Linked DNA regions of Homo sapiens: region 2 is linked to region 1. A link is a loop called in an ENCODE intact Hi-C map of the cell type or tissue named here. Cell type or tissue: natural killer cell. All regions are shown on one strand. Links, peaks and the distances in the headings refer to the core of each region. The heading gives the core; the rest is flanking DNA.

The links. A loop is a pair of places that touch in the nucleus more often than their neighbours do. Peaks named below come from ENCODE experiments on the same cell type or tissue, not always from the same donor. Only the 100,000 strongest peaks of a DNase experiment are listed, where the experiment ranks them.
Region 2: it touches region 1 in a loop (3-fold over the local background); 1 of 110 quality-filtered maps calls a loop at or near these places.

The regions. Positions count from the first base shown.
Region 1 is chr1:221,518,949-221,524,334 of GRCh38, reverse strand. No RefSeq gene overlaps it. Among named protein-coding and RNA genes, the nearest start is that of LINC02817, 190 kb to the right of the region's middle. In natural killer cell, for the core only: no CTCF peak of the experiment used is centred there; a DNase peak (open chromatin) is centred at 2,434; H3K27ac peaks cover 1,197 bases.
Region 2 is chr1:221,791,378-221,796,763 of GRCh38, reverse strand. No RefSeq gene overlaps it. Among named protein-coding and RNA genes, the nearest start is that of LINC01655, 47 kb to the left of the region's middle. In natural killer cell, for the core only: no CTCF peak of the experiment used is centred there; DNase peaks (open chromatin) are centred at 2,283, 2,913 and 3,213; H3K27ac peaks cover 1,057 bases.

The DNA of each region.
Region 1 (5,386 bases), core at 229-5,228:
TTCTTTCTTTCTTTCTTTCTTTCTTTCTTTCTTTCTTTCTTTCTCTCTCTCTCTCTCTCTCTCTCTCTCTCTCTCTCTCTCTCTCTCTCTCTCTCTCTCTCTTTCTTTCTTTCTTTCTTTCTTTCTTTCTTTCTTTCTTTCTTTCTTTGAGATGGAGTTTCGCTCTTTTTGCCCAGGCTGGAGTGCAATGGCGCAATCTCGGCTCACCACGAGCTCCGCCTCCCGGGTTCAATTAATTCTCCTGCCTCAGCCTCCCGGGTAGCTGGGATTACAGGGATGCACCACCACCCTGGCTAATTTTGTATTTTTAGTAGAGATGGGGTTTCTCCATGTTGGTCAGGCTGATCTTGAATTCCTGACCTCAGGTGATCCACCCGCTTCGGCCTCTCAAAGTGCCAGGATTACAGGTGTGAGCCACTGCGCCCAGCTGCTGTTGTTCCTTTTCTTTGTCCTGGAGCCAAAATCCCTGTATCAAAGTGATTAGCTATCATGGAACTATATAATCTTAAGATTGGATCTTAGATCTGTTCTTAGATGACATCATAAGTACAGGGCACTAGGAAAAGATCACTTACACCAGAAATGGGTTACTTGATGTTTTATTTCTCCAAAATGGATGGACTGTCACATTAATATAAGCAGATACCAGTTGTCTATTGAAAGACAATTTTCCATGGATGTCTTATATTTCTACATGTAGTACAAGTAAGGCTCCAACTACCTTTTTCCCCCCTGGACTATCTTTTCAAGGATATTTGTAACAGCCTTGGAAGATGGAGGTAGTATTTTCCTCAAGAAAAAAGAACAGATTTGCTATAGCCTGGGATGGGAGAGATAGTCTGTCCCACTGCTACAAAAGGTAAATGTGCTTATTGCCCATTATGAAAGATTCTTTTTAATAAACTCAATATTTTTCTTCTGTAATGTAACCCACTACATAGGCAGACATCATCTGGCTCTCTGGGCCTCACCTTGTGGGAACCAGAGCTTGAGGAACCATCACAACAAGCTTGTAATCTGTACAATCTGTCCACTGCTGTTGCAACGAATAATCTGTTCTTCTTCTCTGAGCCAGGAGTTTTGTGAATTCAACCATGTCTCATGAAACTGTGGCAGTCTAACTTATTAGCTTGCAAGCAGAGTAAAAACAAGTCTTAGAAATGACCCCATTATCTTACGTAAACTGCAATGTAAATGGACCCTGTTAGACATAAAACATCTATTTGACAATTATTAATGCCGAAGAGTGTAAGGGAAGAGGCAGCTCATCAGGTTGGGCTACCTGGCTCTGGTCCAGCTTTGCCCTAGATCCTGGGATGGGAAATCGCAGCCCATGAGCCAAATCCAGCCTGTAGCCAGTTTCTTTACAGCTAGACTAAAAAATATTTTTACATTTTTAAAGAGTTGTAACATAACCAAACAAAGAATATGTGGTAGTGACCACAAGTGGCTTGTAAAGCCTAAAACATCAGACCTTTACAAAAAAGGAAATGTTTGCCAATTCCTGTACTAGAAACCTATAGCCTTTTCTTGGAGATCACAGAACTAGAAAAAAATACTGGTTGCATAATTTCCAGAAATTGTGCCTGTAATTCTAGCATGGCTTTGAGCAAAGATGAGCTCATTCTACCTCTCTCAAGCCGATGCTCAGGAGGCCATGAAAAATAATCCACAAGACTGATACGGTTTGGATCTGTGTCACCAACAAATCTCATGTTGAATTGTAACCCTCAATGTTGGAAGCAGGGCTTGGTGGGAGGTGATTGGCTCATAGGGGTGGTTTTTCATGAATGGTTTAGCAACATCTCCCTTGGTACTGTCCTCAGGTTACTGAGTGAGTTCTCATGAGATCTGGTTGTTTAAAAGTGTGTGGCACCTCCTCCATCTCTCTCTCTCTCTCTCTCGCCCCTGCTCCTGCCATGTAAGTTGTATCTGCTCCTCCTTTGCCTTCTGCCATAAATTTAAGTTTCCTGAGGCCTCCCCAGAAGCCGAGCAGATGCCAGCATCATGCTTTCTGTGCAGCCTGAAGAACTGTGAGCCAATTAAATCTCTTCTCTTTATACATTGTCCAGTCTCAGGTATTTCTTTATAGCAATGTAAGAATGCACTAATACAAAGACCCACGGAGATGCAGTGAAGGGGGCTGGGAGACTGGGCTCAGGGTCTAACAACCACAAAGATGGAGGACAAAGACTACCCCCAACTTTGTGTGTGTGCCTGAGCAGACAGGGCACTCCTCCTGATTGACATGAGCTGGAAGGTTGTATCTGGCTTAGAACATTGGTCAGTGGGTGCCATCACTAATAAATGGGTCTTCCTTTCTACCTCAATCACTAAAAATTGGCTTTCTTTAAATTAAATGAGGGAGATACGATGATTCATGTAACACCAGGGCAACATCTGTCTTGTACAACAGGAAGCGCTGCCACACCTCGCAAGAGAAACTGTGAACTTAAGGGGAAAATAGCCCCATCTTGCTACAAAATGAAACCATCACTAACACATAAAACAGCTGATACATTGACTCATACCCTCCATGTGGCCTTCCACTGACCAGGATATCAAATCTAGGCAAGGATCAGAGTTTTATTCCCACTATATCCAGACTTTGATTACCTCTTTAATCCAGAAATAAGCCTTGCAAACACTAAGCAGTGTTAGCTTAGAGGATACACATGCATTTAGGTGAATGAAGTCTCTTTAGGGTCTCTTTCATGGCTCCATAGAGGGCCTGATGGTCCTTGGCAAATGTCCATAGCAGTTGATACAGCTCTGCCAAATGCAGTTTTTAAAAATTGTCTCACAATACTATATTGTAAATAACATGCACTGTTGTCTTCCCCGCCATGCCTTTCACACACCCTCTTCCCTAGGCCTGGAATCTTCCTGATATCCCAATATCTAATAATTGAACGCTTGTTTTTCCTATCTCAGCTCAAACAGTATAAACAGTATTTCCTTGAGGAGACTCTCCAGAATAAGTAAGGACTTCCTATTTCCTGATTCTGCCATGTGCTACACTTTTTCTTCATGACCCTAACCATGCTTATATGTTCAGTGTTTCTCTTTCCACTCCCTGGGACCAGGAACAGAGTTGTGTCTCTAGTGTGTAGCACAGTACTGGGCACATAGAAAGAACCCAGACTTTGTGGAATGAACAACCAGAGCAGGCATTTATGCACCCAAGTTACAGATGAAGACAATGAGAACAGCATGCCATAGCTAGTTATGGTCCAAAGAGAATGAGACACACATGGAGAAGGCCTGAACTCAAACTGAAAATTGGAGTCAAGCTCAACAGAGACTAGGCTGGATTACTCAACCTGGAGCTGACCCAAAATTACATGAGTTAGTATAAAAGATGGTTTATTTTAAGCCATTGACTTTTGAGATATTTCTTATACAGCATTACTGTGACAATAACTGACTGATATGGGTGGGTTCTGACAAGTGAGATATTTTGTAGAAAGTATAAAAATTCATTACAGCAGTATCTATTAATGATTAGATTGATCACGGTCAGGGAGTGAGTGTACGGTATGAACAGCATGGTTCAGAAAGATTATAACTAGCCCAAGGCCAAAATGTTGCTAAGTGGCAAGCTTGGGTTCAAACTCCAGTCTTCTGAAAATAATAAACCTTGTTCTACTTTTCCACAGATGCTCCTGTTGAATTCGGCAGCACTCTGGTGATAAAAACCTACTTCTGTGGCTGTTTCTCTGTAAGTCTATGTTAGGATACTTTTGCCTCTGGGATCTTAAGACCTACAGGAGTTGCTCAGGTAATAAGTAAATGCAGGAGCTTTAGGGAAGAAAGAAGGAAGGAAGGGATGAAGGAAGGAAGGAAAGAAGGAAGAAGAAAGGAAGGAAGGAGGAAAGAAGAAAGGAGGGAAGGAAGGAAGGAAGAAAAGAAAGAAGGAAGGAAGGGAGAAAAGAAAAGAAAAAAGAGAAGAAAAGAAAAGCAACTGTCCATCCATGCAGATGAAATATATCCTTTCATTTAGGAAGCAACAAGAGTTATAACAATGTAGTTCTGGATGAACTGTCTGGCTGTGTCCCATCATTCGCATTTGGAAGGTATCATGACTTTGATAAATGCCAGTGAGAAGTCCTGGGTTGATGACTGGATGACACTTTTCCAGATTCATAGTACCAGAGCACATGGGAGTTTAACTGTCCCATAAATACTAGGTGCTATCTCTCCCCTGCTCAGAAAGCTCCCAAATCTGTTCATCTCAATGCTTTGCTGCCTCCTTCAGCACACTGTAGATTTTCCCAGCAATGTTTTGTGGTTCATTTAAGTCACCACTCATGTCCCCAGGCCAAAGCTGGGAGGAGGGAAGAGAGAATAAAAGAGCAACCTATGTATAGTGTTCCAAATGCCCACACACTTGTGCCTACATCAATTGAGCCCTCTTCTTTTGACTGCCTGAGTTGCTCCAGAATTGTGACAGGTGCTGAAAAACATACATTAACCCTTTCATGTCACTGGAAGACACGAGAGTGCCAGGATCAGAGTTTTCAAGGAGTAAAATGTAAACTAGAATCTTCTCACTAGAGTGCTCTTTGGACAGAGAGACGACTTTAAATTTCACATGGGTGAGACACAGAGCTATCACAAGTGATTTGGAGCAACAGTTATCTCAGAGCCTAGTACAGAAACTTCCACAAAGCAGAGACTTAATAAGATTTTGTTGGGCAAATAAATGAATAAACTGCATCTGTGGCACCATAAGATAAGCTTAGAAAATTCTTCCCCACGACCAAGCACTAAAACCCCTCTCCTCCAGCCAGTTGCCTCAACAGTAGCTCTGCCAGGTCTCCATTGAAGACAGAATCTGAGCTCCTTCTGGAAGATCATATAAAAAATATAGACTTCAAAGCCACAAAGGCAATAAATTCTCACTTCAAATCTAATACGTGTTTTAAGCAGGCTGCCTGAAATATAAATATCTGTTTCAAAAATAAACTTGGGTCCTTGAAATATAATCACATTGCTGTGTATAGGAAAAGTGATGGTGCTTTCTTGATAAAGACTGAACTATGCTCATCTCTTCTTGGGAACTCATCCTTTTACCAAGTTATCTACATCTCTCCACATGCAGCATTAGCTGAACTTGAAAGAAAAATATTAAACCAAGATGTCAGGACAATAAATAAGAAATTTAGGGACAAATATAAACCCAGATATTGCCATTAATTTTTTGTACCACAAGTGAATGTTACCTAAACCTAATGTCCTACCTTAAAATTGATTATCACCATCCTGAACTTCCCCCTCAAATATCAATTGTAATAAATAATATATAAATAATATATACAATAATATCATAATGATCAAATGATAATGATTAATAATAATAACTACATGTGTATATATGGCACTT
Region 2 (5,386 bases), core at 272-5,271, 270 kb before region 1:
CCAGATGAGAAAGCACAATGAAAGCAATGGCTACCAAGCGGTGGAAGTGATCCAGTCAAAAGCTGACCAGTCAAGAGCAAAGCTTATAGCAAAAGTTTTGGGGGATGCTCGAGGCATTTTGCTTGTTGACTTTCTGGTGGGACAAAGAATGACAACATCTGCTTATTATGAGAGTGCTTTGAGAAGCCAGCCAAAGCTTTAGCAGAAAAATGCCCAGGAAAGTTTACTAGAGAGTCCTTCTTCACCACAACAATATTCCTGCTTGTTTCTCTCATCAAACAAGGACAATTTTGTGAAAGTTTCAACGGAAAATCATTAGGCATCCCACTTTCAGTTCTGATTTGGTTCCTTCTGACTTCTTTTTGTTTCCTAACCTTAGAAAATCTTTAAAGGGCACCCATTTTTCTCCAGTTAATAATGTAAAAAATACTGCATTGATGTGATTAAATTCCCAGGGCCCTCAGTTCTCTAGGGGTGGACTAAATGGCTGGTATCATCACTTACAATTATGTCTTGAATTTGATAGAATTTATGTTGAGAAATAAAGATCGTATACTTTATATTTATCTTTTAATTCCATTTTCCATGAACTTTTTCAAGTTCTCTCATATATATATATACATGTGTATATGTGACTACACATATATATAACTTTATATATATGTATGTATGTATAACTATTGTATTAAAACACAAGCAAAAAGCCATACATATAAGAATAAAGTCATAACAATCAGGTGAACAGAGTGCAGTTGTCAAGGCTTTTGGGAACAGGGTTGGGGTCATAGAGTTAGTGGCAGGGAAGGGAGCAAGGGGGAGAGAGGGGTGTTTAAAGTGTCTTAATATTTTGACAAGGCAAAGGTGACTTAATAAAACATAATTTTTTTTTCCGGGAAGTACAAAGAACCAAAATACAGTTTGTATAACTTTATTCTAAAAATGAATTTCTTTCTACTTTAACTTCTATAACAATGACAGTAGTTTTGATACGACAGACATCTTACATCAGGGACAATATGTTAGGGGAAGGATAGTACTGTGCCATGCAGAGAATATGGGCTTGGGGTCTGGGAGCTTGGGTTTGGGTCCTGACTCTGCCTTTCCAGCTGTGTGGCCCTAGGCAGGTTCCTCACATGTAACACGGGGTGGTTGTGAGGATTGAATGAGAGATGTGTGGTAAGGCAGCCAGCACACCACTTAGCACAGAAAACTTCCCACTTAGTCACAATCTTCCTCTGGTCTCAAAGACTTCGCCCACACTGTCTCTATACCCTTTTGCTTCCATCCATAAGCTTCTAACAACTTCTTGGCATTGGTTTAGTCTCACAATGGACTGTCAGATTGGTTGTATATGTAATTTGTACATTTTTTTCTGTCCTTGTGTTTTATTTCCTTGACATCCATTTCAACTTACAAGCCCCATTGTATTTAAACTTGTTCAATAGATAAAAATCATTTATTTATTCAGTTTTTACTCTGTGTAAGACACTGTGGGAGATAAAAGATGGATTAAATATAAACTAACTCTGCCTTCAATGAGCTATTAGTACAGACCATTGTGTCCTCATTGGGCCACTTTACAGGGATAAAACCTATCTGAATGCTCTAAAGATTCAGGGGAGGGAGACATCATTTCTGAACCATTAATCATAAAGAGGCTTCAGAGTCCAGACCATAGATGAGTGGGTCTGGAAGATTAGGTAAACAGGAGTATCAGATATTGCAGCTGAATTTTTTTAAAGTTTCAATGATAATTAACATGAGACATGTTTAGAGAATATTCAAGGTCCACCATGGCCAGAATCTAGGATCCATATACGAGGATAGTGGGAGATGTGCTAGGAGCCACAAATGTGGCAAGAGAATGAGCTGTTTTCTATAGGTGAGTGGAAAGCTTATATGATGAGATTTTTCTTTACAACAATCAATTTACCCTTAGCAGGCAATTTGGGTTGAAAAGGGAAGCTCCAGGAGGGGTGGAAAGTATTTGGAAGACTACGCTAATAGTCTGGGATTACAGCAACAGGAGCTGAACTGGGGCACTAGGGTGAAATGGAAAGGAAACAGAGGGATGGAGAATCCCAGACATCACTCAGGATGAACCAACAGAACTTGGCAACTGATTCATTTTGTAGAGCATGTATTTGTATCATCTGTGTAAGGGCACCCATTAACTTCCCCAGCAAAAGTCCCTTTAGCCTAGCCTGTGATTACTGACAGGGCCTCAATTCAAGTCATCCTCTTCTCTCTCCACCAATATAATTGCATGTAATTAAAACTTGATGTAACGTGGTTAGCCCAGAGCAGATGGGTTATTTCCCTGCCACCAGCATGACATCAGAATTTGGTTATGATAGTTTGGAACTCCCCACAAAGGAATCAGGTTAAACATTCTGAACAATGGCATTGTTCCCTTGAGCCAGGAGACTACAGTCTCCTGTGTAGGAGAGCGTTTGAATTGGTAGGCATGTTGTTGGGGGGTGTGTATGTGTGTGTGTGTGTGTGTGTGTGTATGTGTAAAGGAAAGTTCAGTCACTTTTCTCAGGGGCAGGATAGAGCCAGTGCTCCAGCCTGGTACTTTCAGACATGGTTCCATGACAATTCCAATAGAAAGCAGCCTCTTTTCACTGCTTTTGAGCTCTCTCCCCAAGAGGCAAGATCCTTTCTGGATCAAGTTAACACTGGAAAGGAGGCTTTGGAAATAGGGCAAGAAGAGTAGTGAGAGAGAGGAAAAAAGGAGGAGAATAGAGGCTAAGGCAGGCAGGAGGAGGGATAGAGAACTAGAGAGGAAGAGATGAAAGGAAAAAGAGAAGAGGGAGAGAGCACAGAGGTGGGAAAGGCAGAAAATGCCGGCTTGATCGGTAGAGGAACTGATACAGGCTTGAAGTGGAGAGAAGCTGCCCAGGAAATGCCTGAGACCTTATGAATGACAAGTGGTCACAGTCTACCACCTCTGCTCATGTGATCTCACCCCCTTGCTTTTATTTTTATTTCTTCACCCTGACTGCTTTGATCTCTTCTTATTTCTCCCTCTTTCCCCATGCATTTTTCTTGTCTTATCTTCCTCCTTACCCATGATTTAGTCCTAGAAAATCCAGGCTCTTTCTGCTTGGTCTATGACTTGAGGTTTGGGCTAAAATTGCTGCTGAATACTGAGCCAATGACTGAGCCCAAAGAAACCTCCAAGTCCTAGTCTCCCTCCCTCCTCACCACATTGACCTTCTCCAAAGGCTGACTCTGCTCTGTGCAGCTTGAGTCACGTGGCTCAGAGGTAACCTTCCTGTCAGCAGAGCTGCCTTGGCCTTACCAAGTGTACACATGTGCACTCTCACCTGTCTCTGACGTCCAGGCAGCCCTAGGCATGGCTTTTCCCTTAGACATTCCAATATAGTCTCCCTTATTTCTATACCTTCTTCTGATATAGGGACTAATGCTCACAGTCTTTCAGGAAAAATAAATTGTTCTGCCACCTTCATGGATCAGGCCAGTGGGCAGAAGTTACGTGCCTCAGCCAGTGATGCCTGGGCTAGTGAGCAGCAGACTTGCAGACAGAGCATGTTCATCAATTTCATGTTCATTGCTAAGCCCATGTTTGTCCCACATAAAACGGACTCTTGTCAGATAATGTTAATGGGAGTGGGAGATAGGGAGGTTCATCCCAAGGAGAGCATGTGCTTTACTAATGGAAGCACCAATATACGCATGGCATGCATTTCTCTATTGGCCCATTCATTTGTCAAATAAACATCTACTGAGTATCTACCATGCACCAAAATATGTGTCGGACACACTGAATATAAAAATCAATTGACAGAGTTCCCCGCCTTCAAGAAATAACACAGTTTTATAGGATAGGCAGATGTGAAAACAAATTATTAAAACACAGTGGAGAAGAAAAGTGATGAATTATGAAGGCTAGATGATAGGTTAGCTCTTAGAGAAAGAGTGGCTTATTGCCTAGCATGAAGAAAGTGGACTCCAGGCAGAGAACATAACCTATAACATACCAGAAGATACAAGAGCCTGGGCTATTTACACGTGAAGGACAAACTTATTGTGGTTCTATCACAAGGGTATGTGTGTGGTTGATGGAAAATGTGTGTGGTTGATGGAGAAGAGGATAGAAATCTAGATAGGAACCAAGTTATGAAAGGCCTTGTATGCCGAATTCATTTGGGATTTGTACTGGAGACAATGGGTGTCACTGAAGAATTATGAAATATTAGATGATCACATAAGAAATCTCAAATCTGGAAATCACAACAGTCCAAGCAATGGAAATAGAAAATAAAGTAAGTTAGAGCATGAGTTGGTGATCTTTTTCTGTAAAGAGTCAGATAGTAAATATTCTAGGCTTCTTAGACCATTTGTTCCCTGTTATGACTATTCATCTCTGCCATTGTAGCATGAAGACAGCCAGAAGTAAGACATTTTTAAAAAGTGAGCATAGTTGTGTTCCAATAAAATTTTATTTATGAAAGCAGAGTGCAGGCTGGATTTGGTTTAAAGACCATAGTTTGCTGACTCCTGAGTAAGAAGAATGTGTAAGAATAGAAAAAAAAAAAAAGACTTATAGGTGTTTCCTTGTGCTGGTGAAGATGGCAGTACAGTGATTGAAGTTCTCCCCTGCACTAGGATGTGAGGTTATGCTATCATTTCATATGTAAGCCTGCCTTGCCAGGGCGAAAGGAACACATTTACTAGTGTTATGATCAAAGTTCCATGACCATGAAGCAGTCTGAAAACAATGGGCTGGAGTTGATTCAGGAAATAATTGAACTCATCAGCCAAAGCAATGGGACCAGCAACATGGTCTGCCCACAGAAAGAAACAAACTCAGATGAAAAACTGAGTTTCTAAAGAAGAGAGTTAAGGCTGCCACTCAATGACTGGGTCTTTTGCAAGCATTCGGAATGATATTTCTATACAGCCATGGTTTCTGAAAAGCATCTTTTTTGTTAAATTATTTTTTGTCTTTATTATAGAGATGGGGTTTTGTCGTGTTGCCCAGGTTGGTCTCAAACTCCTGGGCTCATGCAATCCACCCTCTTCAGCCTCCCAAAGTGATGGGATCACAGGCATGAGCCACCTCACCCAGCCTGAAAAGCACATCCCATAGTGCAGAGGAAACAGGAGGCAGGGCAATGTCTTATGTGTGCCTTATAGCTAGTCATAGCTTTTCACTGTAGCAGCAATCCCAGGTCACCAGAGCATCACTTTGCCAATACAAGTCCTGGGACTTTCAAGGCTGTTGATATCCCCAGGGCTGTCTGAGTGAGGCCAGCCCCATTGCTGGTGGGGACAGACTTCCGAGACCTATTGCTGTCCAGCTAGATCCTTCTGTGGTCGAGACCTCAGAGAAACAAGTAGGCAGCAAGTAGATAGC